Regions from separate parts of the Homo sapiens genome. Here all the other regions are linked to region 5. Evidence: chromatin contacts called from ENCODE Hi-C or POLR2A ChIA-PET data. All regions are on one chromosome and are shown on one strand. Each heading gives the region's core, a stretch centred on a gene start or an enhancer-like site at or near the end of the contact. The rest is flanking DNA. Distances are from core to core; before and after follow the strand shown.

Evidence for each region. Hi-C counts contacts between places; a loop is a spot of excess contacts on that map. ChIA-PET counts read pairs that join two places held with the same protein, here RNA polymerase II (POLR2A). Pooled maps may share reads with other maps.
Region 1: a pooled map shows a loop between it and region 5 (5-fold over the local background). The contact joins the enhancer-like site here to the promoter of NCLN in region 5. A Hi-C loop is called at or near these places in 1 of 37 single-sample maps with no recorded cell type and 4 of 50 pooled maps. POLR2A ChIA-PET finds 5 or more read pairs at or near these places in 4 of 52 experiments (activated naive CD4-positive, alpha-beta T cell, activated naive CD8-positive, alpha-beta T cell, naive thymus-derived CD4-positive, alpha-beta T cell and 1 more).
Region 2: a map of tibial artery shows a loop between it and region 5 (11-fold over the local background). The contact joins the promoter of PIAS4 here to the promoter of NCLN in region 5. A Hi-C loop is called at or near these places in 1 of 168 maps with a recorded cell type or tissue (tibial artery), 1 of 37 single-sample maps with no recorded cell type and 7 of 50 pooled maps.
Region 3: a loop to region 5 is called in a pooled map, with 6 times the contacts of the local background. The contact joins the promoter of OAZ1 here to the promoter of NCLN in region 5. A Hi-C loop is called at or near these places in 5 of 50 pooled maps. POLR2A ChIA-PET finds 5 or more read pairs at or near these places in 2 of 52 experiments (activated B cell and activated naive CD8-positive, alpha-beta T cell).
Region 4: a pooled map shows a loop between it and region 5 (16-fold over the local background). The contact joins the promoter of PLEKHJ1 here to the promoter of NCLN in region 5. A Hi-C loop is called at or near these places in 8 of 50 pooled maps. POLR2A ChIA-PET finds 5 or more read pairs at or near these places in 3 of 52 experiments (CD4-positive, alpha-beta T cell, Panc1 and naive thymus-derived CD8-positive, alpha-beta T cell).
Region 6: a loop to region 5 is called in a pooled map, with 7 times the contacts of the local background. The contact joins the promoter of DAPK3 here to the promoter of NCLN in region 5. A Hi-C loop is called at or near these places in 2 of 37 single-sample maps with no recorded cell type and 7 of 50 pooled maps. POLR2A ChIA-PET finds 5 or more read pairs at or near these places in 1 of 52 experiments (H1).
Region 7: a map of CD8-positive, alpha-beta T cell shows a loop between it and region 5 (9-fold over the local background). The contact joins the promoter of LSM7 here to the promoter of NCLN in region 5. A Hi-C loop is called at or near these places in 1 of 168 maps with a recorded cell type or tissue (CD8-positive, alpha-beta T cell), 1 of 37 single-sample maps with no recorded cell type and 5 of 50 pooled maps.

Annotation. Positions count from the first base shown.
Region 1 is chr19:2,618,419-2,622,379 of GRCh38, reverse strand. The region is part of intron 2 of GNG7 (G protein subunit gamma 7); the gene reads left to right. Among named protein-coding and RNA genes, the nearest start is that of MIR7850, 10 kb to the left of the region's middle. RefSeq lists enhancers at 204-403, 1,283-1,582, 2,915-3,209. Within about 2 kb of position 1,484, at least 25 of the 41 ENCODE cell types and tissues checked have a DNase peak (open chromatin) inside an H3K27ac peak, as active enhancers do.
Region 2 is chr19:4,006,118-4,009,758 of GRCh38, reverse strand. PIAS4 (protein inhibitor of activated STAT 4) reads right to left here and starts at 2,023. Exons shown (of 11, transcript NM_015897.4): 1 at 1,972-2,023. The coding sequence starts at 1,998. RefSeq lists silencers at 1,870-1,929, 1,960-2,259 and enhancers at 1,215-2,105, 2,460-2,589, 2,106-2,997.
Region 3 is chr19:2,267,639-2,271,491 of GRCh38, reverse strand. It overlaps OAZ1 (ornithine decarboxylase antizyme 1), which reads right to left and starts at 2,006. Exons shown (of 5, transcript NM_004152.3): 1 at 1,748-2,006; 2 at 1-107. The coding sequence starts at 1,893. It overlaps LOC105372240 (a long non-coding RNA gene), which reads left to right and starts at 2,239. Exons shown (of 2, transcript XR_936242.3): 1 at 2,239-2,390; 2 at 2,620-2,999. RefSeq lists silencers at 165-504, 515-714, 925-984, 1,950-2,439 and an enhancer at 1,693-2,307.
Region 4 is chr19:2,235,005-2,238,982 of GRCh38, reverse strand. It overlaps PLEKHJ1 (pleckstrin homology domain containing J1), which reads left to right and starts at 2,654. Exons shown (of 6, transcript NM_018049.3): 1 at 2,654-2,828; 2 at 2,993-3,060; 3 at 3,155-3,221. The coding sequence starts at 2,735. It overlaps SF3A2 (splicing factor 3a subunit 2), which reads right to left and starts at 2,159. Exons shown (of 9, transcript NM_007165.5): 1 at 2,082-2,159. It overlaps MIR6789 (microRNA 6789), which reads left to right and starts at 3,057; the gene lies at 3,057-3,154. RefSeq lists silencers at 1,874-1,973, 2,584-3,213 and enhancers at 2,394-2,443, 2,022-2,630, 3,239-3,847, 3,850-3,978.
Region 5 is chr19:3,184,417-3,188,501 of GRCh38, reverse strand. It overlaps NCLN (nicalin), which reads right to left and starts at 2,572. Exons shown (of 15, transcript NM_020170.4): 1 at 2,288-2,572. The coding sequence starts at 2,471. RefSeq lists a silencer at 2,086-2,655 and enhancers at 3,166-3,305, 2,612-3,494.
Region 6 is chr19:3,968,397-3,972,512 of GRCh38, reverse strand. DAPK3 (death associated protein kinase 3) reads left to right here and starts at 1,414. Exons shown (of 9, transcript NM_001348.3): 1 at 1,414-1,592; 2 at 2,684-2,839. The coding sequence starts at 2,778. RefSeq lists silencers at 1,430-1,559, 2,548-2,842 and enhancers at 1,731-2,362, 2,363-2,992.
Region 7 is chr19:2,327,084-2,331,208 of GRCh38, reverse strand. LSM7 (LSM7 homolog, U6 small nuclear RNA and mRNA degradation associated) reads left to right here and starts at 2,623. Exons shown (of 4, transcript NM_016199.3): 1 at 2,623-2,648; 2 at 2,732-2,822. The coding sequence starts at 2,643. SPPL2B (signal peptide peptidase like 2B) reads right to left here and starts at 2,525. Exons shown (of 15, transcript NM_152988.3): 1 at 2,434-2,525. The coding sequence starts at 2,499. RefSeq lists silencers at 2,239-2,498, 3,519-3,618 and enhancers at 2,709-2,758, 2,769-2,818, 2,254-2,908, 3,189-3,248.

The sequences.
Region 1 (3,961 bases), core at 235-2,734, 570 kb after region 5:
GAGCCGGGCGCGGTGGCTCATGCCTGTAATCCCAGCACTTTGGGAGGCCGACACAGGCGGATCACAAGGTCAGGAGATCGAGACCATCCTGGCTAACATGGTGAAACCCCGTCTCTACTGAAAATACAAAAAATTAGCCGGGTGTGGTGGCGGGCGCCTGTAGTCCCAGCTACTCAGGAGGCTGAGGCAGGAGAATGGCGTGAACCCGGGAGGCAGAGCTTGCAGTGAGCCGAGATCTCGCCACTGCACTCCAGCCTGGGTGACAGAGCAAGACTCCGTCTCAAAAGAGAGAGAAAAAAAAAAAAAGTTGATGAGGGTTTTGGGCAGGCAGAGGGAATCGAACTCACTCCTCCGTGGTGATCAGCATGAAGGAAGGGGAGAGAAAAGGGGCAGACGAGCCTCTTGTGGCTGCCATAACAGGTGACCACAGACCCGGAAGTATCAATCCGCAGACGTGTGTCCTCTCACGGTTCTGGAGGGCAGAAGTACTAAACCAAGCTGTCTGCAGAGCTGTGCTCCCCTGGGCGCTACAGGAGAGGATCCTTCCGCGTCCTCTGGCTTCTGGGGGCTCTGGCAAACCTGGCTTGTGCTTACCGTCGAATTGCTCCAGTCTCTGCTTCTGTTTTCTGCTGTCTCTCTGTGTCTCCTTCTTTGTTTTTGTTTGTTTGTTTGTTTGTTTGTTTTAGATGAGGTCTTGCTCTGTCACCCAGGCTGGAGTGCAGTGGTGCCATCTTGGCTCACTGCAACCTCTGCCTCCCAGGTTCAAGCAATTCTCCTGCCTCAGCCTCCCGAGTAGCTGGGATTACAGGCGCGCACCAACACGCCCGGCTAACTTTGTGTTTTTAGTAGAGATGAGGTTTGTCCATGTTGGTCAGGCTGGTCTCGAACTCCTTATCTCAGGTGATCTGCCCACCTCGGCCTCCCAAAGTGCTGGGATTACAGGAGTGAGCCACTGTGCCCAGCCATTTTTCTTTAATTAATTTTTTGTGTCTGGAGTCTTGCTGCTGTGTTGCACAGGCTGGAGTGCAGTGGCAGCATCATAGCTCACTGCAGCCCTGAAATCCTAGGGCTCAAGCAATCCTCCCGCCTCAGCTTCCCGAGTAGCTGGGACCACAGGTGTGGACCACCACATCCAGCTTCAACATAAGTTTTAAGCAAATGCAATTAGTCCGTAACAGTCATTTTCCGAGGTTCCCCGTGGACAAGAATTTTGAAGGGACGTCACTAAACCCCTTGCAAGGGAAGTGAGCTTTACTCAGGTCTCAGGAAGCTCCTGGGGTGTGCAGGAAGGGGCGAGGTCACCCCAGGAGGAAGGCGCTGTGCTAAGGAAAGGTGACTGTTGATGGGGCCCCCGTTTGCAGAAACCTGTATGAGTCGTACCACCTCTGTGTAATCTGCCACCTTCAGAGCGCCTGCAGGAAGGCGGCCACGTCACCCCTTTTATAAATGAAACTGGAAGCTCAGGCTGGGAAACCCAAGGTCACAGAACCCAGCCTCAAAGGCAGCCAGCATTTCCACCGCAGGAGTCTGTTCTCTGCACAGAGCTGTCTTGCTCTGTTGCCCGGAGCCAGAGTGCAATGGCACGATTTCGGCTCACTGCAACCTCCACTTCCCGGGTTCAAGCAATTCTCCTGCCTCAACCTCCCAAGTAGCTGGGATTACAGGCGCACAACACCACGCCCAGCTAACTGGCCGACCCACGTTGGCTGGGGGTGCTGACGGCATAAGCTCACCCCTAGGTCCCTCTAGGGTGGCCGATGACAGGACCCTAAGAAGCTCACCCCCAGCTGGGATGTTTCGTTGAAAATCTTCTCTTTTGCCTTTAGTTGCTTGAAAACATTGGACTCATACCCAAGAGCTTTCTAATTGGTTTCGATAGGAAACGGTTCTGAGGTTTCGCCTTTTTTAATATCCTGTTGGTCTGAGACTGGAGTGGCCCCTGGGGTGGCAGGTTTCCCGGTGCATGGGCCCAGCTCTGGTGTGTGGGTTGGGGGATCAGGACAGAGGTTTGTGAGGGGGGCAGTGACCTGCCTGCAGAGAGAGGGGTCGGGACGACGGCCTGTAGCCAGGGTGCAGGGGGATCTGCCTTTCTTTCATTCTACAGGGTCCTCTCCTCTCCCCTCCCCTCCCCTCCCCTCCCCTCCCCTCCCCTCTCCTCTTTTCTTTTCTGTTTTTGAGACAGAGTTTTGCTCTTGTTGCCCAGGCTGGAGTGCTATGGCGCGATCTCGGCTCACTGCAACCTGCAACCTCTACCTCCCGGGTTCAAGCAATTCTCCTGCCTCAGCCTCCCAAGTAGCTGCGAATACAGGCGCGCACCACCATGCCTGGCTAATTTTGTATTTTTAGTAGAGACGGGGTTTCTTTATGTTGGTCAGGCTGGTCTTGAACTCCCGACCTCAGGTGATCCGCGCCCCCCCCTCGTCCTCCCAAAATGCTAGGATTAGCTTTATTGAGATATAACTGACACAGCGTAAAACTCACCCTTTAAAAATGTGCAGCTCAGCGGTTTTTACATTCACAGAGTTGTGCAACCATCTCCTTTATCTAATTCCGGAACATCCTATCACCCCCAAAAGAAGCCCTGTCCCCCATGAGCAGTCACTCCCCATCTCCCCCCGGCAGCCCTGCCACACACGCATCCCCTCCCTGTCCCCATGGATGGGCCTGTCCTGGACATTTCGTAGAAATGGGATCACACACTGCGTGGCCCTCTGTCTCTGGCTCCTTTCATAGAGTGTGATGTCCTCAAGGTCCATCCACACTGTGGCCGGCATCAGAGCCTTGTTCCTTTTCATGGCTGAGTCCTGCTCCATGGTGGCGTTTGCTGTACCAGGTGGGACAGAATGGACATTTCAGTGGTCCTCCGATGTCTGACCTTGCCCTTCACCCTGATTAGGGCTCAGCCTTACTATAAACAAATACTTGCTATGAACTTACTATGTGCGAGGCCTGGGGTAGCAAACTTTTCTGCAGAGATCCAGATGGCAAATGTTTTAGCCTTTGCAGGCTGGACAGTCTCTGCCTGCCATTGTAGCGGGAAAGCCACCACAAGCAATATGTCAACAAGTGGGTGTGGCCGTGTGCCAATAAAACTTTATTTACAAAAACACACAGTCAGCTAGATGTGGTCCAGGGGCCGTAGTTAGCTAACCCCTGGCTTAGGACAAAGGTTCTCAAACTCTCTGGTCCTGACGATTATTCCAAGGAGCTTTTGTTTATATGCCTTCTACTTACGGATATTTGTTGAATTTGAAATCAAAACTGAGAAAATGTCAATCAAATAGGTATTCATTCATTTTAAAATAGCAATTATAAGCTCTCAGGGTAGCCAGAATGACATTTTTTGTTTGTTTGTTTTTCATGGATAGTAACCGTTTTCTTAAAGAGACAAACAAAAAAGTTCATGGAAATACCAAAGAAAGACCAAGAAACTGAGAGCCCAGAGGAACCCACGGAGATGGGACGGTCAGATGCCACATGGGCTCCTGGATGGGGTCACAATGGGGCAGGAAAGGTCGTGAGGGGAAAACTGAGGGAAGCTGAATCGCTGTGGCATTTGGTTACTAGGAAGGTGCCAGCGTTCCCCAGCTGTGAGCAATGCCCTGTGGTTACACAGGGTGGCCCCTGAAGAGGAAGCTGGTGAGGCGTGGGCGGGGACTCTCTCTTTGCAACTTTCCTGTAAATCTAAAATTACTCCAAATAAAATTGTTTATTAAAAAAAAAATAGAACAGGCTGGGCACGGTGGCTCACGTCTGTAATCCCAGCACTTTGGGAGGCCGAGGCGGGTGGATCATTTGAGGTCAGGAGTTCGAGACCAGCCTGGACAACATGGCGAAACCCCGTCTCCACTGAAAATACAAAAATTAGGTGGGTGTGGTGGCACGTGCCTGTAATCCCAGCTACTTGGGAGGCTGAGGCAGGAGAATCGCTTGAACAGGGGAGGTGCAGGTTGCAGTGAGC
Region 2 (3,641 bases), core at 774-3,273, 820 kb before region 5:
CCATGAATATGACAGGCTGGGGAAGGCCCCTGTAAAGAAGGGGATGTTTCAATGACATTTAAGGTACTTGGAGAGGTAGCAACAGACTCAAGGAGAAAGAAGGTTCCCCAGGGTCCAGGCCCCCTTGAATGGAGGCTCACGGTTTAGAGAACCTGAAAGAAGGGTCAACTTGATTTAATTGGGGTGGGGGGGGGCCCAGCCACCAGAGGGTTAAGGAAAGTTCATCAGATCATATTTCAAGGCCTGGATGGTACAAAAGAGTGCAGACCCTGCCCTCAGCCAGGGTGGGGGTTGGGGTCCAGGGTCACAGCTCCAAGCCCCGAAACGGGAGGTTACATTTCAGGACTCCAGGACACTTCAAGCCCAGAGCCTGCCACTTTGGGTTTACAGAGTTCAGGCCTCCACATCTCCAGGGCGAGTCTCCACTTTTCAAAACTCTAGAGAGGAGCAGAAGTGTGCGCAGGGGTGTAGGGTTGGGAGGCGAAGAGAGGTATATGCTATAATCACAGAGCCCTGAGTGCTGTGTTTTCAGATCCCAGGGGGTAATGTGAGAGGACCGAGAAGAAGATACGTACAGGTCAGGACCGTGGGGAGGGAAGATGTGAAAGGGGATGGGGGAGGGAGAGGTCCCCTAACCTCCCCGGAAGCCGTGGCCTTGCGGGCACTTCTAAGGGTTTTAGACCCTCAGCTCTAGGTAGGCACCTACAAGAAGGTACATCCCCTGGAATGGGGATACTCTGAGCTCAATCCCAGGATGATTAAAAGTGGTTCCAAGCTAGGAGATGGTATCTATGGGACATGGGACCTGGACAGGACCCAAAGTATAATAGAGCAGCAGCAACAGTTGTTCTAAAGAGGCCAGCCTTGGACCCAGTGGGGACCCTCCAGAGATCAACAAAAGAGAATAGGCAGAAAGAGAGGGGACCTTAGAAACCAAAGTTGGGGTGCATAAAAGTTCTGGGGGCTGTGTAGGGGGAGGGTGGGTGTCTGACCTAAGAAGTAGACTCGCTCAAGAGCAGAAAATAGGAGAAGCAGCCAAGGTTTGAGGACAGTATCTGATGCTGCACAGGTGAGGTTTAGAGCCCCCTGAAGCAGAATCAGTAGCCTCAGATTCTGTCCCGAGAGGAACGAGGTAGGACCAAAGCACAGTCCAGGATTTAAGATTAAAAAAAGGAGAATAAAGAAGGTCTGTGACCAAGAAGAGTGGTCCGAACTCCATCCTATGGGGAGGGAAAGGGAGGGCCCAGCCTTCCCCCAAGCGCCCACTCCGGCGTGTGAGAGACGGTGTCGGGAAGGGGGCGGGGTTCTGGGACCAATGCAGGAGCTGAAGAGGGGCTCAAGACCGAGCCTGAACTCCAGACCCCAAGAGGACGTGCCGTGTCTTGGGGGTGGTCTCAGGGCCCTGACTCCTCCACCTGGACGGTGGCAGGACACTATCCAGGACTCGGGGGACCCTTCCGAGCAGGAGACTCGCAAACCCCAGCCTGGCCTGTTGGGCGGGGACGAGACCCAGATAGCAGTCCTGGGAGCCCTGTGGGCGGGGAGGCGCAGACACTCCCCCCAACACACCAGCCAAAAAGCAAGGACCCCGGCTCGGAACCAAGAGGGCAACGAGTAGCTCAACACGTCCCGCATCCCGGCGGGACGGTGCCTCAACCGGGAGGCGCGGCCCTGGCCTGGCGCTCAGGGACCGGGACCCTAAGGGCTCGGGCTGGGTGGGGGGACCCTGCCTGAAGCCGGGGGAGCGACCCCCGGCGCGAAGACCTGGGTGAGGCAGGAGGGCCCCGCCCCCGGCCTCCCCGCCCCCCGCCCTCACCCTGAGACCGGGGGTCGGGGTCTGGGGGCCGGGACGGCGAGCCGCGGGCCGGCCGCGCTGTGGGGCCCCGGACAGAAGGCGCAGACCTCGACCTGCGGCCCGGCCCCCGCCCTCTCGCCCACTTGCCCCGGCCGGCGCCGCCACCGCTCACTCACTTTGGCCTCCACCAGCTCCGCCGCCATCTTGGTCACCAGCGTCCCCCGCGCCGGGAGCCCCCAGCCGTCGCGTCACGTGACCGCTCACCACTCGCGGGCGGGGCCGCCGCCCGGGCCAATTAGCACCCGCGCGCGCTCCTCCCGCCGCCGGTGCGCGCTGCTGCCTCCTGCGCAGGCGCGCGCGGCCACCGCCCGGGCCTCCGGCCAATCAGGTCCGTCCTACACCAGCGCCCCCCCCCCCGCTCGCGGCGACCACGCCTACCCCGGCGGCGCCTGACTCCTTAAAGTGGTACTAGCCCTGCGCAGGTGGGGACGGGTGCTCGGTTTCCTCTAGGGAGGGAAGGCGAGAGGGGGCGGTGGCAGCGACAACAATGCAGCTAGGTGCCGTGGCTTCCTGCGCGCGGCGGCCGCCAGGTGCGTCTCCAGACTCCCGGCGGCGTCGGGCAGGGGATGGTTGCTCCGCCGCAACGGCCGCCAGTGCGTACAGTGAGGCGCCTTGCAGCGCAGCGCGGTGCAGGCTCCACGGGCCCAGACACCCCGCGCGCTGCACATCCGGGTCCTGGTGTGCAGATGGGGCGTGGGCTCGGCAACCAGCTGGCTGGGGGCGCCCGGCGGAGAAAAGCGGGACCCCTGCTCCCAAATTCCTTGGAGATCGTACAGCCCTCACCTCTTTGCAGGCGCCCCCCCCATCCTGCCTCCCCACCCATGGGAAACCTTGGATCTGCACCAGTTGGGACCTCTTCTCCAAAGCGCTCCTTGGCTTTGGAGCTAAGTGGCTTCGTGCCCGTAGAAGTGGATTTCAAACTTCAATAATCAAGTATTTTAGTGCAATTTATTTTTTATTTTTATTTTTGTAGAGACGAGGATCTCATTATGTTATCCAGGGTGGTCTCGAATGTCTGGGCTTAAATGATCCTTCTGTCTGGGCCTCCCACAGTGCTGGGATTACAGGCGCGAGTCACCACACCTGGCTAGTCCAACACTTTAAACATAAAAAAATCAGTGCAAAAGAGTCCATGATGGATGAAATACCAAATTGTTATTTATTTATTTATTTTCGAGACGGAGTTTTACTCTTGTTGCCCAGGCTGGAGTGCAATGGCGCGATCTCAGCTCACTGCAACCTCCATCTCCCGGGTTCAAGGGATTCTCCTGCCTCAGCCTCCCAAGTAGGTGGGATTACAGGCGACTGCCACCACGCCCAGCTAATTTTTTTTTTGGCCAGGCTTTTCTGCAACCCCTGACCTCAAGTGATCTGCCCGCTTCAACCTCCCAAAGTACTAGGATTACAGGCATGAGCCATCATGCCCAGCCTTTTTTTTTTTTTTTTTTGAGAGCCTTGCTGTGTTGCCCAGGCTGGAGTGCAATGGAGCGATCTCCACTCACTGCAACCTCTGCCTCCTGGGTTCAAGCGATTCCCCTGCCTCAGCCTCCCGAGTAGCTGGGATTACAGGTATGCACCACCATACCCAGCTAATTTTTTTTTTTTTAGACGGAGTCTTGCTTTGTCACCAGGCTGGAGTGCAGTGGCGCCAGGCTGGAGTGCAGTGGCGCAATTTCGGCTCAGTGCATCCTCTGCCTCCCGGGTTCAAGTGATTCTCCTGCCTCAGCCTCCCGAGTAGCTGGGACTACAGGTGGGCACCACCACGCTCAGCTGATTTTTGTATTTT
Region 3 (3,853 bases), core at 757-3,256, 920 kb after region 5:
ACTATTCCCTCGCCCACCTGGGATCTTCAGGGGTGGGTGAGGGGCATCAGGAGCACCACCGAGGCCCCGGACCCGGGTTACTACAGCAGTGGAGGGAGACCCTGGAACTGAAGATGATGCAGGTCACGAGGCAGCGCCAGGCTCCGGGCGGAGACCCCTCCAGGGCGTCCGGGCGGCCTTCAGCACATCCCCACCCCTGCCTCGGCCAAAAGACCCCGCCCCGCCCAGGCAGGGGCCCACCCGGTCCCACACCCCCGAGGCTTCCCGAAGGCAGCTCCAACGCCTGCCCCAAGCACCTACAAGGGCAGCAGTCACTGAGCCCCGACTCCTCGGGCGGCGCCGCCCAGGACAGCCCAACCTTCCCAGGGCGGGGGGCCCCTTCCCCTCACGCAGCCCCGCCGGGGCAGAGCCTCACCCCCCGGCCACCAAGACAGCCAGCGCTTCCCCTTTTCAGTTCTGTCGCGGCTTCCCCTTTCCACCCTGCACTACGGCCAAAATCTGGGACTCTTGCTTGTCCCCGCGAAGACCGGGCGGGCCTAGCCTGACCTCATGGAGGACGCGCCCCGCTCCGGCTCCCGGCCGCCCGCCCCCCCGCCCCCGCTCCAGGCCCGGGCCCTCCCGGTTGCGTCATCCAGGCAGACGCGGCCTCGCGCCCCGGGGGAGATTTTCACAATCGCGCAGCCGGCAGCGCCAGCAGCCATTTGCTGCGCAGGGTAAACAGGCCCCAAAGTTGCCTCCATTTTGCACGGCCCCCAAACCGCGGCACCGCCAGCACCGCGGCCCAACCTCCCGATCCGGGGCTGAGCGACGCCCACCTCGGGGGACGCAGTCGGGAAAGCTCGACCGAGACCCCGCGGGCTCCCCCACAACCGCAGCTGGCACCCGCGCCCCCGGAAGCGGGACGCGTCTTCCCGGGAAGCGGCGGGGGTCTTCCCAGGGCGCTGCCGGGCTGTCGGAGTGCGCCACCCCCAGCTCCCCGGCGGCCCCCGCGGAGAAGCCCTGGGTGCCGTCTACGTGCGCGGCCTCGCCCGGCGCGTCCCGGGCCATCCAGACCGACTCGCTCAGGGGCGAAAAACGGGGCCCACGAGGTCCGTCGCGTGCAGGGGCCACATCGAGGCAACAGGGACCCGCGGGAGCTCGTCCACCGCAAAGCGCTCCCCGCTCCCGCAGCGCACGCTCGACGGCCGGGACCGAAAAGTGCAGATTCACCAGCCCCGCGGGCCCTGCCTGTCCGCGGACCAGCCCCCCAAGGCCGACCCCGCCCCCAACCAGATTGCCCCATCCTGCGCCTCCCAAATCCGACCCGACCGCACACCCTTCCTCCAAACCGAATTCCCAGTCTGCGCCCCGCAAATCCAACCCTCGACCAGAAGCCTCTCCCCTCCTCCGAAGCCGAGTCCCATCCCGCGAACCCCGCAAAAGACACACGCCTCCCCCGACTCCCCGTCCTGCGCCCAAATCCGACCTCCGACCCATGCCCCTCCCGCAAATCAGGCGCCCCGGACGGTGCCCCCCAAATCCAACTCCGCACCCTTGCCCCCCAAACCCGACTCCCCCGAGAGCACTGCTAAGGCCGGGGGGGACCTCCAGGCCCGCCCTGCGCCTACCTCGTCCCCGGCGCGATTCTGGCCTTGACAAAGGGGCGGATCTCGCGCGCCGGGGACCTATCTGGCGCCCCGAGGACGGCCCCCCGCAGGCCTGCGCGGCCGGCGCTTCTGGAAGCTTCGGACGGGGGCGGGGCACTTACCTCTCACTGCTGCTGCCGCCGCGGCTGTGCAGGCTTAGGAGCGGCATGGTGCGGCTGGCGTGGATGGTGGCGCTGGGTTTATCCCCTTCCTTCTCTCTGGCGAAGCAGTGGCTATTGAGGATCCGCTGCAGGGAGGATTTCACCATCCGGCCGCTGGGGTCCGAAACCAGGAAAACCTCCGCTGCGTCTCTCCGCGCCGCCGCCGCTGCTCGCCGTTCGCAAAATGGCGCCTCTGCCGCCGCCCGCCTTTATAGATGCTGCGCCCAGGCCACGCCCCCCGCGCCGCCGGGAACGCGACCGCACGAGGGGCAGAGCCGCGGGGCCGCCGGGAAAAAAAGTCGCGCCCGCCCCTCCCAGCGCCTGATTGGTGAAAGGGAAAGGGAAAGGAAGAGGCTCTCTGGAGATTGGTTGGTGAGCCTCGGGCCACGCCCCCTCCTGCGCGCGTCCTTCTGGGGGCGGGGCTGCCGTGGCGCCGGGTACGCGCTGCGCGCGCCCCGAGCCGTCCCCGCCCCCACAATCGTGCCTTGGGGGCGGGGGCGGCTCGCTGGGGCCGATTTTCGGGGGTCTTCGAGTGCCCGTTTGTCTGTCGTGGTCCACGTCGCCCTCCCTAGGGTCCCTTCACGCAGCGGGACCCCTCCCCTGGGTAGGCCCCCGGGTGCTTGGGGGGTTGTCCAACCGCGCCAGAATTATTTCCAGTAACACCTGGTAATCATCGATGATATTACTGGTTTTATTTTTTTAAATTTGGTCTTGCAGTTCTTAAAATGCTTCCAGTGTTTAAAAAAAAAGAACTTCCAATGTTAAAGATATTCAAATTTAGTAAAATATTTCGTGTACAATTTGGACTTAAGCAAAAATTTTACTCCTTGCAGATAAATTCAGATTTTTCCTGTGGAAACTGAAACTTACCCTAAGGAAAAACACTACTCCTGGCAGTTAAAATTCAGAAACACATCTCATGTATGAACTAAAATGTGGATCTCCCAAGGAAAAAACGATTTCTTTGGTGGTCAAGTTCGGTAAACTGTTTCGCCTGTGAGGTAAAATGTGGACTTACCTAGCAAAAATATTTCCCCTCCTGGTTAAATCCAGAAAAAAAATCTCAGGTATGAACTGCACTTTGCTTTTAATAAGCAAAGATATAACTCTTGGCAGTCACATACGGGTACATAGCTTGTGTGTAGACTAAATTATGAATTTAGCAAAAAGTTGCCACTTTGCAGTGAGGTTTAATAAAATATTTTTTATTTCATGTATAAACAAAATTTTGTTCTTACCAAGCAAAAATGCTACTCCTGGCAAATCCTGATTCCTTTCATGGTTTTAATTTTGTTTTGTTTGCGACCGGGCCTGGCTGTCACCCAGGCTGGAGTGCAGTGGCGCAATCTCGGCTCGCTGCAACCTCCGCCTCCCAGGTTCAAGCGATTCTCCTGCTTCAGCCTCCTGAGGAGCTGGGATTACAGGTGCCCGCCACCACGCCCGGCTAATTTTTGTATTTTTAGTAGAGATGGGGTTTCACCATGTTGGCAAGGCTGGTCTGGAACTCCTGACCTCAGGTGATCCGCCTGCCTCGACCTCCCAAAGTTTGGGGATTAACAGGCGTGAGCCACCGCGCCTGCCTGTCTTTCGAGATTTCGTACTGCACCAGAAGGCTGTTGTTGCATCTCTGCTACGAGCATTCGCTATTCAGGTGTTGAGGCAGAAATTAACTCCTGCGGTTGACATTTGGGGCCGCCCTGGGCACTGCAGGGCGCTGAGCAGCGTCCCTGGCCTCCACCCACTCCATGCCTTGAGCACCCCCAGTTGTGACAACCACAAGTATCCGCAGACATCACCCAGTGTCCCTTGGCGGGGGCAGAATCACCCTGGGTGAGACTCCCGAGTTAGGGGATTCCACGGACCCCCCCAAGAGACTCTGCATCCCATGATCCTCTGCCCTGCTGAGGTCCCAGGAGACTGCGCACGTTGAAATCCACACCTTGAGGCAGAGGTTGCAGTGAGCTGAGATGGCGCCGCTGCACTCCAGCCTGGTGACAGAGCGAGACTCTGTCACAAAAAAAACAAAAAAAAAGCAATCCACACCCTGAGTGGGGAAGGAGAGAGGAG
Region 4 (3,978 bases), core at 1,405-3,904, 950 kb after region 5:
CCCCGAAAAAAATCATCTGTTTCTTCAAAAGCTCCCAGAAGTTTTGCTCGGACAGCATGAAGGGAAAGAGATGACCACACTGGAAACAGAGGTCAGCACAGGGGAGCAAGGACAGGAAGGTTTGGGACAACAGCTCCACTTCCAGGTCAGAGCACAACCAGTCCCATTTGGAGGAGGAGGATAAGGGGGTCTTGGAGGGAAGTGGTGAGGGGAGATCAATTTATTTAAACCTATGCAAAATACAACTGATAGGTGTGTGAGAGGTGGGAGCTTTGTGGGGAAAAAACAAACAGCAGGTAAAAGAAAATCAGGCTCATGGTAAAAACAAAGTTAATTAGCTTTAAGGGAAGATAGAATGGTACAAGAAAAGCCTAGCTGAACATATTACTTGTTTTAGCAGCCAACAATATTTTGCATCTTATTTAGAAAACACAACCAATGACCAACTATGCTCATGACATAAACTCATTCAGGATATGGAAGGTGAAGGTGCAGTGGGTGGATGGGAGGGAGAAGATCTCAACAGCCGTGACAAGAAATCAGCAGATGATGTCTACAAATTGATAAATCCATGAAGAAATCTGTTACTTACTAAGGTAAAGATCAGGGGACAGCCTGGCCAACCTGGTAAAACCCCATCTCTACAAAAAATACAAAAATTAGCCGGGTGCAGTGGCTCATGCCTGTAATCCTACCACTTTGGGAGGCCGTGGCAGGTGGATCACCTGGTCAGGAGTTCGAGACCAGCCTGGGCAACATGGCGAAACCTCGTCTCTACAAAAAATACAAAAATTCGCCGGACATGGTGGTGAGCACCTGTGATCCCAGCTACTCGAGAGGTTGAGGCAGGAGGATGGCTTGAGCATGGGAGTTTGAGGCTGGAGTAAGCTGTGATTGCACCACTGCACTCACTCCAGCCTGGGTGACAGAGCAAGACCCTGTCTCAAAACAAACAAAAAACCGATGACGACCAGGGGAAATGAGCTTAAGAATTGAGGAAAAGTGGCCTCTGGGACCTGGGACTAGACCATTGAGAAGGAATTAGTTTTTCGTGGCAACACCGTTCTCTCCTTAACCTAGCCAACAACCTATTTTCCAGAGCTCCGCCTGGCTGTTTGGTGTCGTCCAAGGATACACAAGAACAACGGTCACAGCGGGGTGCACCTGCAAAATGGGGCCAGCTAACGTGTTCTGGTCGCCTTTGGCATGATGTTGAAGCCGTCACTCCCATTTTAAGGGAACTGAGGCTCACAGGAATTACATCACAGAGCCCCAGTCAACTAACAGGTATAGATGAGCATACAGAAGCGTTCTCGGCTACAAGGAAGGCGGCCGAAACCATTTCAGCCGCGATCCCGATTCGACCCCAACGAATCTTGGTTGTTTCTTTTTTATTTTGTCAAACAGGGTCTTGCTCTGTTGTCCAGGCTGGAGTGCAACGGCACAATCACAACTCACTGCAGCCTCGACCTCCTGGACTCAAGCGATCTTCCCGCTTCAGCCTCCAGAGTAGCTGGGACTACAGGCGCGCGTCACCAACCACGCCCGGCTAATTTTTTTTTTTTTTTTTTTTGCAGTGATGGGGTCTCGCTATGTTGCCCAGGCTGGAGTGCAGTGGTGGGATCATGGCTCACTGCAGCCTCGACATTCCGAGCTCAAGCGATCCTCTCGAGTAGCTGGGCCTACAGGTACAACCACCACTCCTGGCTAATTTTTTAAAATTTTTTGTAGAGATGGGGGTCTCGGTGTGTTGTCCAGGCTGGTCTCGAACTCCTGGCCTCAAGCGATCCTCCCGCCAAGGCCTCCCTGAGCAGTGAGATTACAGGCGTGAGGCCCCGCGCGCGGCCTCCCAACAGGAGTTTGGAAATAGAGTTCCTGGCGGGCCCGACCCTCCAGGCCCGCCCAGCGCGGGGCCTCAGGATGCACAAGGCCGGACGCTCACGGGAGGAGGGAGGGGAGCGACGCCGCCGCCCCACCCTCGGCCCGCGGCCTGTCGCAAGCGCCTCTCTCCTACGTCCGCTGTCCCCCAGGGAACCCCCGGTCCGCGTCGGCCGCCGCCCTCAACCGCCTCTACTCCTCACCAGAGCCCAAGGCCGCGTTATCTCCTCCTCGTTTCGCCACCTCCACGACTTCGTTTGGCGAACGGCGGGCAAAGAAAGCACTTCCGGGGCAAATGAGACGGGCCCTCTGGTGTGCGCATGCCTGGCCCGCCCAGCGGCGTGAGTCAGAGGGTCCCGAGGCGCGAAGGAAAAGGCTGGAGGGGGAGAGGCTGAAAGCGCGGCCTGGAAGGCAAACTGCGCGTGCGCACAACGCTCTCAACGAACCCTCGGTCCGCTGCGGCCGCACGGGGCCAACTTTCGCGAGGGAGCGGCTGACACTCTCCGGGCGACGTTATCGCTCCCTCCGCCTGCGCCTGGCCGCTCTAGAAAGGGGTGCCAGCCATCGCTGGGGTGCCTTGATTCTGTTCCACCTTGGTCCGGTTTATTTCAGTTTAATGGTTATGTAACAACGGTCCGTCTCTCCTACCAACCGGTACCCCGCCCACGCCAGCAGCCACGGGTCGCCAGCGCCACGCAGCGGAGGCGGGCGGCATGGCTGGCCCAAGGTGCGCAGGCGCACTAGCCCTGGGGGTGCTTCCGTGTCTGCGCCCTGAGACATTTTTGGCGCCGGCCCCAGCCTGAGCGGGGACGGCGGCCGGGAGGGCGCGGCCCGGGTTCCCGTTCCCCGCGGAGCCATGCGGTACAACGAGAAGGAGCTGCAGGCTCTGTCCCGGCAGCCGGCCGAGATGGCGGCCGAGCTGGGCATGAGGGGCCCCAAGAAGGGCAGCGGTGAGCGGGACCCGGGAGACCGAGACAGTGCCAGGGGCGGGAGGCCGGGGCCGGGGTCTGGGCGGGGGTGCCGGAGGCCGGAGTCCGGGTCGGGGCGCCGGGGACGGGAGGCCGGGGTCCGGGCGGGGGCTGCCTGCGCCCCTGAGTGCGCGCTGTGCCCGCAGTGCTGAAGCGGCGGCTGGTGAAGCTGGTGGTGAATTTCCTCTTCTACTTTCGGACAGACGAGGCCGAGGTAGGGGCGTCCCGGGCGCGCGGGCGGGTCCCAGGCTGGGCCCCTCGGAGGCCGGGTGCTCACTGCCCCGTCCCGGCGCCCGTGTCTCCTCCAGCCCGTCGGAGCCCTGCTGCTGGAGCGCTGCAGAGTCGTCCGGGAAGAGCCCGGCACCTTCTCCATCAGTGAGTGGGGCTAGGGAAGCCAGCGGCGCTTCCCGCAGCCCGGGGCACCCGCAGCGCCGCACTTTCCCCTCCCCGGGCGCCCAAGGTCTCCTCTGTGTCCCCAGCCTGGCGCCACCCTCCTCAAACACAAGAGTGCATTGTCCACGGGCAGCTCAAGGTCAAGTTCTCCTGGCGGGCACCACCCTTCCCACCTGCCGAGTCCACTTAAGCTTGGGTCCCTCCCAGACTCTGCTCTTTGTTCCCTGTGGGCCCAGGCTGTACTTACAGGGCAGGTGGGCCAGCCCCACCCAAAGCGTTTCCCCAGCTGCCAAGAGTAGCATGGGTCTAGCATTGTTATATGGCCCCGGGCTGGAAATCCCAGGTGGGGGTAGGAGGAGTGAGAGGGGGGTGTTCTCCTGGGTCTTAAGAGATTCCCTTCTGCGGGGAAAGATGGAGTCCCTGCTAGTTTGCCCAGAGTGGCTGTCAAAATTCCACAGGCCAGGTGGCTTAAATATCAGAAACATTCTCTACAGTTCTGGAGGCCAGAAATCCTAGATGAAGGTGTGGGTGGGGCCGAATCCTTCTGAGGCCGAGGGGAATCTCCCAGTTCCTAGTGGTGGCCAGTATCCTCCAGGTTCCTTGGCTTGTGGAAGCGTCACCTTGTCCTCCTTGCATCACGTCTGTGCCCACATTTCCCCTTCTACACAGACGCCAAGCAGAATTTAGGGCCCACCCTGACAACCCCTTTTTACTTCACTTTATTATTTTATTTGCTTAT
Region 5 (4,085 bases), core at 1,323-3,822:
AGGAAAACGGGGTGAACGTCAGGAGGCTGCGAAGAACAAGAGGCCACACAAGGAAACTGGGAGGGACTCTAGGAGGCTGGAGAGGGCGTCCGTCTGGCCGTGGAACGGGGAGACATCTGCTCACTCGATAGACAACATGCATTCCCTGGGCGGACTTGCGGGGAGAGAAAGGGGGCCCACATCTGCCCAGGGACAGTGTAGGGAGCCGCCAACATGCATTCCCTGGGTGGGTTCTTGGGGAGAGAAAGGGGGCCCACACCTGCCCAGGGACAGTGTAGCAGCCACCAGATCACACCTGCCCGGGGGGCTGGAGGGAGGCCGGGTGAGCTGGAGGACCAGGCAGGAGATGCCAAGAGTGTGAACAGGGTATCTCGAGCTCTAGGAGTGGGGTCTTTGGGGTGCAGACTGCCCTGGAAACCCCACGGAAGCCGCTATGAGAGCCGCAGGCACGCGTGGCTACTTGCGTTTATTACCCTCAAGCAGCGCTGAAAATCCTGCCCCCCGGTTGCACAGGCCACGCTTTGGGGGCTCGGCAGCCTCCTGTGGCTGCTGGCTCCTGTGCCAGGCAGCAAAGATGGAGGCGATTCTACAGGATGGTGCCCGTCAGGACCCTTCCCCCGGGAAAATCCCAAGCAGCACGGAAAACGCGGTCACTGCATGAGGAGCCTCTGGCCTTCCACTCCCACCCTCCAGAGCCTGGGCCTTGGGTTTATACACCACCACTGTGGCCCCAGGGCGCTTCCCCTGGACACTGTGGACATTAGGGCCGGATCGTTCTCTGGGGTGGGGCCGTCCTGGGCACTACAGGGAATTGAGCAGCGTCCCTGGCCTCCACCCACTCCATGCCAGGAGCACCCGTGGTCGTGACAACCACAGATGTCCCCAGACATCACCCAGCGTCCCCTCGGTTGACAACAATGGCTCTAAGTAAAAAAATCGTAACTCTGGGGCAAAATGGGACCTGAGGCCAAAGTCTGGTTCCATCTCCAGAGATGGGCTCCCCAAGGGCTGGCAGAAGCTGGGGGTCCCCGCGCCTCAGGTTGAGCCTGAGATGTGACGAGAGGGACCAATCCAAGAGAATCCGGGCTGGGAACTAAGGGGGCCAGGAGAACAAGCGGACGGGACTCCTTCACAGGGAAGGCCAGGCCTTGACTTCCAGGGACCTGAGGGGCCAGGCTGAAAAGAAGAAAAACCAGGGACCAGGTTCTGGAATGTCAGGGACAGCTATAGCCAGGCAAAGACAAGGGGATGTGGAATGGTCTAGACACTGGGGTCAGGGCCACGACGGGAGGGGGCGAGGCTGTTGAGTGGGAGACTTGCAGAATGCAAGGGCAAGGGGGTGCGAATTTGGAAAGGGAAGAGGAAATCCTGGAAAGATGGAACAAGTGGGGTTCTGGGAAGTGGGTGTGAGGAGGCTGAGCTGAGGGCGTGGGTATGCATCAAAGGCGGGACAGAAAGGGGGTCAAAGGGAACCCCAGGCGAGTGGACTGAACTGGGGACGTGGGAGGAGACCAGGGAAGCTGGGCTAGCAGATTCTGAAACATGACTCACGAACTGGGACCAGAGAGCGTCAGGGGTCTGGGGACAAATGTGCCCTTGACGTGGGGGCCGGTGACTAGAGCGAGAAAATTCAGGGGAGTTGAATTTGGGCACTGGACAAAATGCACTTGGCACCCAGGGCCGTGGGAGGGGGTGGGGAATGCTGGACCACCGCGTCGGGTGGCTCAGCCTGGCAGAAATCAGTGCAGGGACCTTTAACTCCAAACGCAGTCAGCTAAAGGCGAGAGGCCTGGGAACACGGACGTGACCCAGTGAATCCAGAGACCAACCAGATGGTCTCCAGAACAGGACCCTGGGAGCTGGAGGTCAGGACGGGAGCGTCTGCTCAAGTGAGCCCGGACCAGGAAGCCTAAGGGGCGGAGGGGGCCCAGGAGGGAGAAACTCGGCAAGGCAGGCAGACGCCGGCCCAGCTGGGGACAGGAGAGAGGGGACTTAGGGCTCCAGGGACGCGGGACGCTTGGCCCGGCCATGGGTTCCGGGGCAGGGAGACCTAGGCAGGGGCCGGGGGCTGTGGGAGCGAGCGCGGGGGGTCCCTGGGCGCTAGGCAAGGAGAGCAGGGATTCCAGGGCGCCCGGGGGTCCAGGGCGGCAGGGCTCTGCCTCGCCTGGGGCCTGAGCATGGGTCGGGCAGCCCAGGCCGGAGCTAGGGATCGGCCTGGGGATCGCCGGGCCGGAGTGGCGTGGCCGGGGAGCCCGGGGAGCCCCGAGGGTGGGCCGGGGACACGCACCGTAGGGCTGGCCCTGCAGGTCGTACTGCTGCATGCGGTACACGGTGAACTCGTGCGCGGCGTCGGCGGCAGGCAGCGGCGGCGCCACCAGCAGCAGCACAGCGGGCAGGAAGACGATGAAGCCGAGCGGCAGACAAGACGCCTTCAGCATGTTCTCCAGCACCTCGCCCGCTTCCTCCAGCATCCTGGCCGGCGGCGGGGCCGCGCGGGGCGGCAGCTGGGACGGGACGGCGGCGGCGGCGGCTCCCGCGGACTCACCTCGGCATGGGTAGCCGCCGGGGTCCTGCGGGCGCCGCGCGGGGCAGCCCGCACTCGCCCTGAGGTCCTGTGGGCACCGCGGCGAACCGCCCCGCCAGCCGCGCTGCCTGTCGGGAATTGTAGTCCGTCCGTCCGGCGCTCGCGGAGCCCTGTGGGAGTTGTAGGCCCACTCTGGAACTCCCGGAAGGTGCGGCAGGCTGTTCGGCTAATACCGTTGAGGTTTCACATAAACTCCAAGTCATAAAATGCAATAAAATGCTTTAAAAAACTATTTCGCGATATCACTTTCTTAACCTTGTCTTTGGCGTTGGGGGAGCTAGGGTGAGGGGCGAAAGGTGGGGACAGGACGTGACCTTGCGACCTGGAAGGAAGTTGGGGATAAAGAGAAAAGGAAGTGCCTGCCTGGCGCGCTAGGTCTTCTGGGAGTTGTAGTCCCGTCAAACACACAAAGGGTCACGGGAACTGTAGTCGTCCTGGCAGAAATTGCTGAGAAAAACAAAAATCACTTAAAACTCCCGAGGATGTAGATGTCAAACTCCACGAAGGCAAAAACTTTTGTCTGTTTTGTGCATATGATGTATCCCCGGCATCTAGCACAAGACCTGGCGCACGGCGGGTGGCCTATACCATTTTTGAATGAATGAATGAAAAATAGAAAGTCATGATAGTCAGTTCCTAAGGGAGGCCGCAGTGGGTTGTGGGACTTGTAGTCTGGAACCTGCGGTTTGTGCAGGGGTCGGTGGCAGGTATTTATATTTATCTTTATTCATATTTGGGGCATACTTATACTAAAAAAGTATTTGTTGTTCATCAGAAATTTAAAGTTAAAACCCAGTGTCTCAGGGCTGGAGGTACCTAAGGAACGTCCCTTTGTACAGATGGGGAGACTGAGCCCCAGGGTGCAGCAGACAGTAGCCCTGGCTCTCAGCACGTTATCATCCCAGGCTCCGTACAGCTGCCTAAGGAGTCAGGGCTTCCTTTCTGTCCCAAGTGAGAAGTGGCATTGGTGCCGATTAAGAGCCTGGGCTCAAATCCCAACTCCTCCATTTCCCAGCTGTGTGGCTTTGGGCAAGTCGCTTCACCTCTCAGAGTCTCAGTTTCCTCAGATATAATGATAAAGAATCAAGCACTCTCCCTGCCAGCAGCATGTGAGAATTCTGTTTGTTTGTTTGTTTGTTTGTTTGTTTTTGAGATGTAGTCTCTGTCACCTAGGCTGGAGTGCAGTGGCTTGATCTCAGCTCACCGCAACCTCCACCTCCTGGGTTCAAGCAATTCCTGTGTCTCAGCCTCCTGAGTAGCTGTAAATTACAGGCGTGAGCTACCGCGCCCGGCTAGAAAGGGAGTTTCTGAGTGTGCTGCTGGGTCACTGAGCACCTACTGTGTGCCAGCCGTGTGGTGGGTGCTGGGGACACAGCCGGGACCCCAGCAAAGCCACACTATCCACCGACACGGAGCTCGAAGTCCAAAGGAGGAGGTGGATTGTGTGACCAGGGGTGATGGGAGCTGGGATAGAGGACACAAAGGCAGCTGGGAGAAGCCC
Region 6 (4,116 bases), core at 165-2,664, 790 kb before region 5:
CCCTGCGTCTACTAAAAATACAAAAATCAGCTGGGAGTGGTGGCGTGCACCTGTAGTCCCAGCTACTCGGGAGGCTGAGGCAGGAGAATCGCTTGAACCCAGGAGGCAGAGATTGCAGTGAGCCCAGATCTCACCACTGCGTTCCAGCCTGGACGATAGAAGGAGACTGTCTCAAAAAAAAAAAAAAAAAAAAAAAAAGGCTGGGCAAGGTGGCTCATGCCTGTAATTCCTGCACTTTGGGAGGCCGAGGCGGGCGGATCAGGAGGTCAGGAGATCGAGACCATCCTGGCTAACACGGTGAAACCCTGTCTCTACTAATAAATACAAAAAATTAGCTGGGCGTGGTGACGGGCGCCTGTAGTCCCAGCTATTCGGGAGGCTGAGGCAGGAGAATGGCGTGAACCTGGGAGGTGGAGCTTGCAGTGAGCCGAGATTGTGCCAGTGTACTCCAGCCTGGGTGACAGAGCGAGACTCCGTCTCAAAATAATAATAAAAAATGAATTTAGGCCGGGCGCAATGGCTCACGCCTGTAATCTCAGCACTTTGGAAAGCTGAGGTGCCGGATCACCTGAGCTTAGGAGTTCGAGACCAGCCTGGGCAACATGGTGAAACCCCGTCTCTACTAAAAATACAAAAATTAGCCGGGCGTGGTGATGGGCACCTGTAATCCCAGCTACTTGGGAGGCTGAGGCACGAGAATCGTTTGAACCCGGGAGGTGGAGGTTGCAGTGAGCTGGATACCGCCGCTGCACTCCTGCCTGGGTGACAGAGTGAGACCCTGTCTCAAAAAATAAAATTAAAAAAAAAACAAACCTGATACCTCCCAGTGTTGTCAGTTGGCACATACTATGTCTCAATAAAATGCTTGCTGTTACCCTCTATTTTGAGACGAAGAGGGACCCTGTGTATGACAACCCCAGATTGACCTCATTTGCATTTTAAGTATTTAGAATGTGGGTAACAGTTTTCAGTGGAGGAAACTGCCACATAGGGACTAAAGCAGTCCCAGGGTCCACTCCAGGAGCTGCCAGGCGCGCTCGGCCACAGGTGAGCCATCCATTCGCCCAACCGGTGCTCCAGGAAGGCAGGAAGCGGGATGCAGGGCTTCAGCCTCACTTCTCGCAGCTTCAGCACCTGGGTCAGAGGAGAGGCGGGCGGGGCGATGAAGGGACCGGAAGTCGGCCTTTTTTCCGTCCGCTTGACCAGCGTCGACTGCAGCCAATGAAATCAGGGATGGCGAGTGTTCAGCCAGTGGTGAGGCTGCATCCGGGTGTGGGTGCCGAAAAGGCAGCTGGGGGCGGGACGTCGAGGTGCGGCACGAGCGGCGGGCGCACCGGCCAATAGGCGGCGGGGTTCGTTTCCCGGGGGTGGGCACTGGCGGGTGCGGTGACGTCGGCGCAGGCGCGTCGCGGCGGCAGGGGCGCGGGGCTTCTGGAGGCGGCGGCGGTGGCCAGCGCGGCGGCGCCGGCCGTATTCTCCGGGCTGCGGAGGGTAAAGAGCGGGCTCGGGCCGAGGCTGGAGGGCTGGGTGGGGCCAGAGCGGCGCTTCGGGGGCCCGCGGAGGACGAGGGAGGGAGAGAATCTGAGGAGCTGGTAGGTTTGGGGACCCATCTGGGTGACCGGGCCGGGGAAAGGGCTCGGCCGGGCGTGCGAGGGGCGTAGCGGCCCCAGGGATGCTGGAGCGGAGCCTTAGGGATGGGCAAGGCCTTGGGGGCGGGGGGAGGTTCTGCAAAGGGAGCCACTGGGGTCTGCCTAGGGGCTTGTGCGGAGATTGCGGGCGAGAAGGGGCAGAGGACGGTGGAGGAGACTCAGATGGGGCCCTTTTTGGCGGCCCGTTTTGGGGGGTAGGGGAGACGGCGGTTGGGGGACTTTGATACATGGAGCGTGGAGGAAGAGGTTAATCTTGCGAGGACAGTGGAGGTCAGCGGGGGAGGGAGGCAAAGTGGGCTTTCAGGAGCGTGGAAGGCGTCGTCCGGTTCTTGGAAAATTCAGAATTGGAGGGAGTCAGAGATGGTTGGGGGTGGGCGGGGGTGTTCCATCGATGAGGGTCTTAAGAGACCTGCCGAGGGCAAGGACCAGGAGGGGTTAAGGTAGTAACTTGGGAATTTTGATCGGAATGGCAGCACTTTGGGAGGCCTGGGACGATCGCTTGAGCCTTGGAGTTCCAGGCTGCAGTGAGCCATGATTGCACCACTGCACTCCAGCCAGGGCGACAGAGCGAGACTCCTTCTCAAAAAACAACAACACCAACAACAAAAGAAGTAGACTTGAGAACTTCGTTAAGACATTGGCCAGGGAGTAAGGTAGCCCTGGGATTTGAGGTTGAGGAGAACGTGCAGGAATGGTGGGGGATTTTGGCTGAGCAGGTTGAGAGAAGTCTAGGAGTGAGAGGCAAAAAAAGACGCAGGCAGCGTCGGGGAAATCAGAATTATGTGTCTGGAGAGAGTTTTGCGGGGTGAAGGTGGCCCAGTGGGGCTGTTACCAAACTTTTGAGTGGTTATGGGGCTCTAAGAGGTGACATGACAGGACCCAGCCCAGTAAACACAGCACCTCTTTTTGTCGAGTTTGGAGCTTCAGAGTGGAGAGGTGGGAGGCTTGTGTTTGCTGGACAGGTCTGTCCATTAATCTAGGAGAAAAGGGTGGTGTCTCAGTTCCTCACTTCTGTCTTTCCCTGTCTTCTCCAGGGTTGCCATTAGGGGACTCCTGAGGTCCTATCTCCAGGCTGCGGTGACTGCACTTTCCCTGGAGTGGAAGCTGCTGGAAGGCGGACCGGCCGCCATGTCCACGTTCAGGCAGGAGGACGTGGAGGACCATTATGAGATGGGGGAGGAGCTGGGCAGGTGAGCTGTCTGCCCGCACGGCTGGGCTCCAGGGATAGGAGAGAGGCGCTGTGGGGTTTTCTGAACAGCAGCTCTCCTTTCCTGTTCTTTATCCTGTATGCTGAGAAGGAATGAGTCAGTATCATGCGGTGGGGGAACGAATTTGGGCCGTGGAGTCAGACAGCCCCGGCTGTGAATTCCTGCTTGGGAATCCTCTGTGTGTTTCCTGTGGGGAGAAAAGTAATTGAGCCGTTACAGCAGCCAAGACCGTGCCTGGCATGGGGCACCAGAGCAACAGATGCCAGCTGCTTTTGTTATTAAAAGATGTGTCTTCTGCCTGGGCAACATAGCAAGACTCCATCCCTACAAAAAATAAAAATGAAAAAAAATTAACCAGGTGTGGTAGCTCATGCCTGTAGTCCCAGCTACTAGGGAAGCTGAGACGGGAGGATGGCTTGAGCCCAGGAGTTGGAGGAGGCTGCAGTGAGCTATGATCGTGCCACTGCACTGTAGCCTGGGCAACAGAGTGAAACCCCATTTATTTAAAAAAAAAAAAATCTCCCTGTGTTAATCCTCTTTTGTGGGAGGCACTTTAGTTTTTTTGCCCAGCTCTTGGATGTTTAAAGTGGGGGGAGGGAGGGGCGTGTCTCCCAGCTGGGCCCAAACCTCGGTCAATTGTTTAACATGCTTGTGGGAAAAAGCAGAGGTTTCCTCTTCCAGGGAGGCAGCTGATTTCCTGCCTGTCTGGGCCTTGGAGGGTCCCCCTGGGGCCCCACCCCCTCCAGACTAGCCAGGCACCACTAGGCCCTGCCTCCTTTTGTAGAGCCTCCAGCCTTATTTGGTGAGTTTGCTACTGGCCAGCCTCCCTGGAGCCTCCCCATGATGTCACCAGAAGGGAATGTAAATAAGTGAGCTCTGTGTCAGGCTAGGGAGAGTGCTGCAGGCTCTTTTGGGATCCTGAGGTCCCTCCTTCAGGAATTTCCTCGTTAGTGGCAGAGAAAGCATGCTCCCTCCTCCCCCTTCTCATGCTTCAGTGTTGACCCCTCCTGCTAGGGGTCGTTTGGCAAAAGTCAGCAAAATTCAGCCAAATTTCTTTTAACTCGCCGATTTCACCTCTAGGAATTAATTCATTGGAAAACTGTACATACATGGATGGAATGACTTAAGACTGGGGTAGTTGCTAGAACGTTTACCAGAATAACAGCCTTTTTTTTTTTTCCTTGACACTATCTCATTCTGTCGCCCAGGCTGGAGTGCAGTGATGCGATCTCGACTCATTGCAGCCTCGGCCTCCAGCC
Region 7 (4,125 bases), core at 1,374-3,873, 860 kb after region 5:
GGGAAGACTGAGGAGTTCCAGGAGCCGGGCCGGGTCCAGCCAGGGCCACCAGCTCCAGCTCAGATCTGCTGAGGAGCGGGCTCCGTGGGGTGGGGGAAGGGAGGTGTCTCACTGGGGAGGTCGACTTCCTTGCTCAGGGTCACAGAATGGTAGCAAGCAAGCGAGTTGAGGACTGTCACCAACCAGGCTCCTGCCCTGAGAGCAAGTCTCATTCTTGGGCAATCGGACTCAAATTTCCACTGCCGCGAAGCACTGCCCCCCTCCAGGGACAGGCGTCTCAGGGTGTATTTACAACCAGGGTTCTGGAAGGGGCAGGAACACCTGCTCTCTCACGTCCCTCTGACACATCCTTTGACTCCCCACCCTCCGGATAAAGCTCACACTCCTCAGCCCGCCCAGGTTAAAGTCCACGCACCCCAGCACCAAGCGCCTTCCACGGCCTGGCTTCCACCAGACAACCTGTCATCCAGACTAGGAGGCTGAATGCTCTGCCTTCACTCTCTGCCTGGGGCCACTCGCACCACTGCCCCCTCCTCTGTGCCCCTGCTCCAGCAACCCTCCACGGCCCACCCCCCGGGCCTCCTTGGTGGTGACATCTTTCAGGGTGTAAACCCTTCCTTCCAGCATTATTCCACCCTACACTCCAGCCACAGCCCACCCCTTGCCAACCCCAAATAACCTGCCAGCTCTCACACCTCCCAGCCCCCGCTTATGCTGCTTCTGGTGCTTCCAACACCCTTCCCCTCCTGCCGACCCGGCAAACTCCTACTCATCATTCAGAACACCTGCCTCGGGGCCGGGCACGGTGGCTCACGCCTGTCATCCCAGCACTTTGGGTGGCCGAAGCAGGTGGATCACCTGAGGTCTGAAGTTCGAGACCAGCCTGACCAACATGGTGAAACCTCGTCTCTACTAAAAAAAAAAAAAAAAAAATTTAGCCAGGAGTGGTGGCATGCACCTGTAATCCCAGCTATTCGGGAGGCTGAGGTGGGAGAATTGCTTGAACCGGGAGGCAGAGGTTGCAGTGAGCCTAGATCATGCCACTGCACTCCAGCCTGGGCGACAGAGCGAGACTCCGTCTCAAAAAAAAAAAATAGATCTGCTTCGGAAAAGCCTTCCCAGGCAAACTGAGTCCCTCTCTCCACAGAGTTCTGTGATCTTTCTTCCACCTCTGGCTTTCCCCCTCCTTCCAAATGTCTGGGGAGCTCTAGGTGCCTGGCTGCAGAATGGGGGGAGTCCAAAGGGGGCTGACAGAGCAGCTGGGGGTAGGACTGGGGTTCTCAGAAAGCTTCCGAGGGGGCCCGACAGCCTTGCAGAGACCAGGGGCATCTCAGGGTAAGAGAAAAGACTAGAGAGTGAAGCGACTGCAATGAGCTGCAGGCTTCCCCAGCAGCCAGGTCACAACTGGACGGCGCACTCATCTGGATGCGACACGGTCTGACATACTTTGAAAGGGTCACCCCTGCTGTGTCGAGGATGGACTGGGGATGTGGTGGACAAAGGCAGCCACAGCAGAGGGATAGCGGTGGGGCTGGAGGAGTGGAGACTGAGGAGCCAGGTGGCGGCGACGCCTTAAGAGTGAGAACTCTGAGGGGGTAGTGAAGGTTAAGGGCTGCATTTGTGGGGCTGCTCCAGGTTCCATTGCCTGAGCCACCGAACTCAGGAGAGAGGGAAGATTTGGAATTAAGAAAATAAAAGATGCAGTTATGACAGTGCGATCTCGTAGACTGTCCCCACTAGAACCTGACACTCTTTACATCAAATGACACACAATGAACATAATGAAGGCCTGTTGGCCCTGGGCGCTGGTCACCCTGGACAGAACCTCCAGAATCCACACCATAGTCGGTCCTCCTTCTGCACACGAATTCCATCGTCCAAGGTCACGGAGTAAAAGATGGAGCGGGGATCCGACCCCAGTGCAGGGCTGGACTCCTGGCCGCTCCAGGATGCTGCCAGTTACTGGGGGACGCGCGGGACGCCTCTGGGTTCCCCCACCGCACCCCCTAGGGTGAGGTTAGCTTAGCACCGTGCCCGTTCCGCCTAAGGGGAAACTGAGGCTCGGAGAGGGGTGGGCAGCCGCCTGCTCAAGGCCACAGAGCCGGAGAGAGGCGTCCCCGGCGGCAACTGGAGACCCCGAAACGGAGAAGCAGAACCGGAGGATGGAGGGGGCACAAATTTCAGACCCGGTGGGAAGTGAGTGGCGCTGCAGCGGCGGAGGGCCTCCGAGGCGGGGAAAGGAGAGGAGCCGGGGACAGACCCGCAAGGTCACGGCCGAGCCCCGGCACCGCCGGCCGACAACGCGGGGACGGCGGATCCCCGAGGCTGGACCCCCAAGACGGGCCGAGCGGGGTCGTTCCTGCGCGTAGCCCGGGGACAGAGAGGCCGAAGGGCCGCAGCCCGCGGTGCCGTCGGGACCGGTGCCGCGCTCACCTGGGCCGCGAGGAGCAGAAAGGCCGCCAAAAGCCGCGCCAGCGCAGCCGCCACCGCTGCCGCCATGTCGGCCGGTGCCCGCCGCAACCAACGGCAGATGTTTCCCAGCAACGCCCCGAGACCCCGGGCCACGCATGCGCCGCGCATGCGCGTGGGGGAGGTCAAAGGGCGCGGGGCGGTGCCTGCGAAGAGCCACACGGCGCGACAAGATGGCGGTGAGCGCGCGGCGGAATCTGGAGCCGGGGGGCGTGGAGCTCGGGCCGCGCTCCAGGTCTCATGCGCTCTGCTTTCCCCGCAGGATAAGGAGAAGAAGAAAAAGGAGAGCATCTTGGACTTGTCCAAGTACATCGACAAGACGATCCGGGTAAAGTTCCAGGGAGGCCGCGAAGGTGAGGAGGCTCCCGCTGTCGGTACCCCCTCTTTAAAAATTTCAAATAAACCCAGCAACAGAGATGATGAGGACGCATGCGGAAGCACCTCTTTTATTTATTTTCATTATTTTTTTTGAGACGCAGTCTCGCTCTGTCACCCGGGCTGGAGTGCAGTGGTGCGATCTCAGCTCACTGCAACCTCCGCCTCCCAGGTTCAAGTGATTCTTGTGCCTCAGCCTCCCGAGTAGCTGGAATTAATGTGTACCACCACGCCCGGCTAATATTTGTATTTTTAGTAGAGAGGCCATGTTGGCCAGGATGGTCTCAAACTCCTGGCCTCAAGCGATCTGCCTGCCTCAGCCCCCTAAATTGCTGGGATTTCAGGCATGAGCCACCATGCCCAGCCTAGCATTTTTGACTGGGCAAGTGAGCTGCCTTCTCCTAGCCTCCGTTTCCTCATTTGTCAAATGGGGCTGGTAACTCCACCCACTTCACAGGGGGTGGTGAGAATGAATGGTTACAGGCATGTAATGTAATTGAGGCAGCTCTCAGCAGGAAGTAAGCAGTCAGACAACACGTCACTTATTCAATAGCCTCTTGGATCTTTGGTTTCTTTTTTTTGTAAGACGGGGACCCAAACCTCTTTGTCCCTGGATTGTAGACAACTGGGTGGCATGAGAGTTATTAAAAATCACAGTGCCCCAGCCGGACGGGGCGGCTCACGTGTGTAATCCCAGCAATTTGGGAGTCTGAAGCAGGAGGGTGGCTTCACCCTAGGGTTTGAGGCTGCAGTGAGCTATGACCGCACCACTGCACTCCAGCCTGGGCCACAGAGCAAGGCCCAGTCTCAAAAGAGAAAAAGGAGGCCAGGCACAGTGGCTCATGCCTTTAATCTTGACACTTTGGGAGGCCGAGGCAGGCAGATCAGGAGGTCAGGAGATCAAGACCATCCTGGCCTACGTGGTGAAACCCTGTCTCTACTAAAATACAAAAAGTTAGCTGGGCATGGTGGCGCACGCTTGTAGTCCCAGCTACTCGGGGGGCTGAGGCAGGAGAATTGCTTGAACCCCAGAGGCGAGATTGTGCCACCGCACTCCAGCCTGGCGATAGGGCAAGACTCCGTCTCAAAACAAAAAGAAAAAGGAATATGAATAAAATGTTTTCTCAGTCTACACCATGCTGACTCCGGACATGGAAGGACATGAGTGAGCGGCCGCTCTTGCTGGTCACACTGCTTCCCTTTGTTTTCTGCCCTTCATAGCAAATCACCCATTTAGCAGCTGAAACAGCACCATTTTATTATCTCACAGGATCTGTGAGT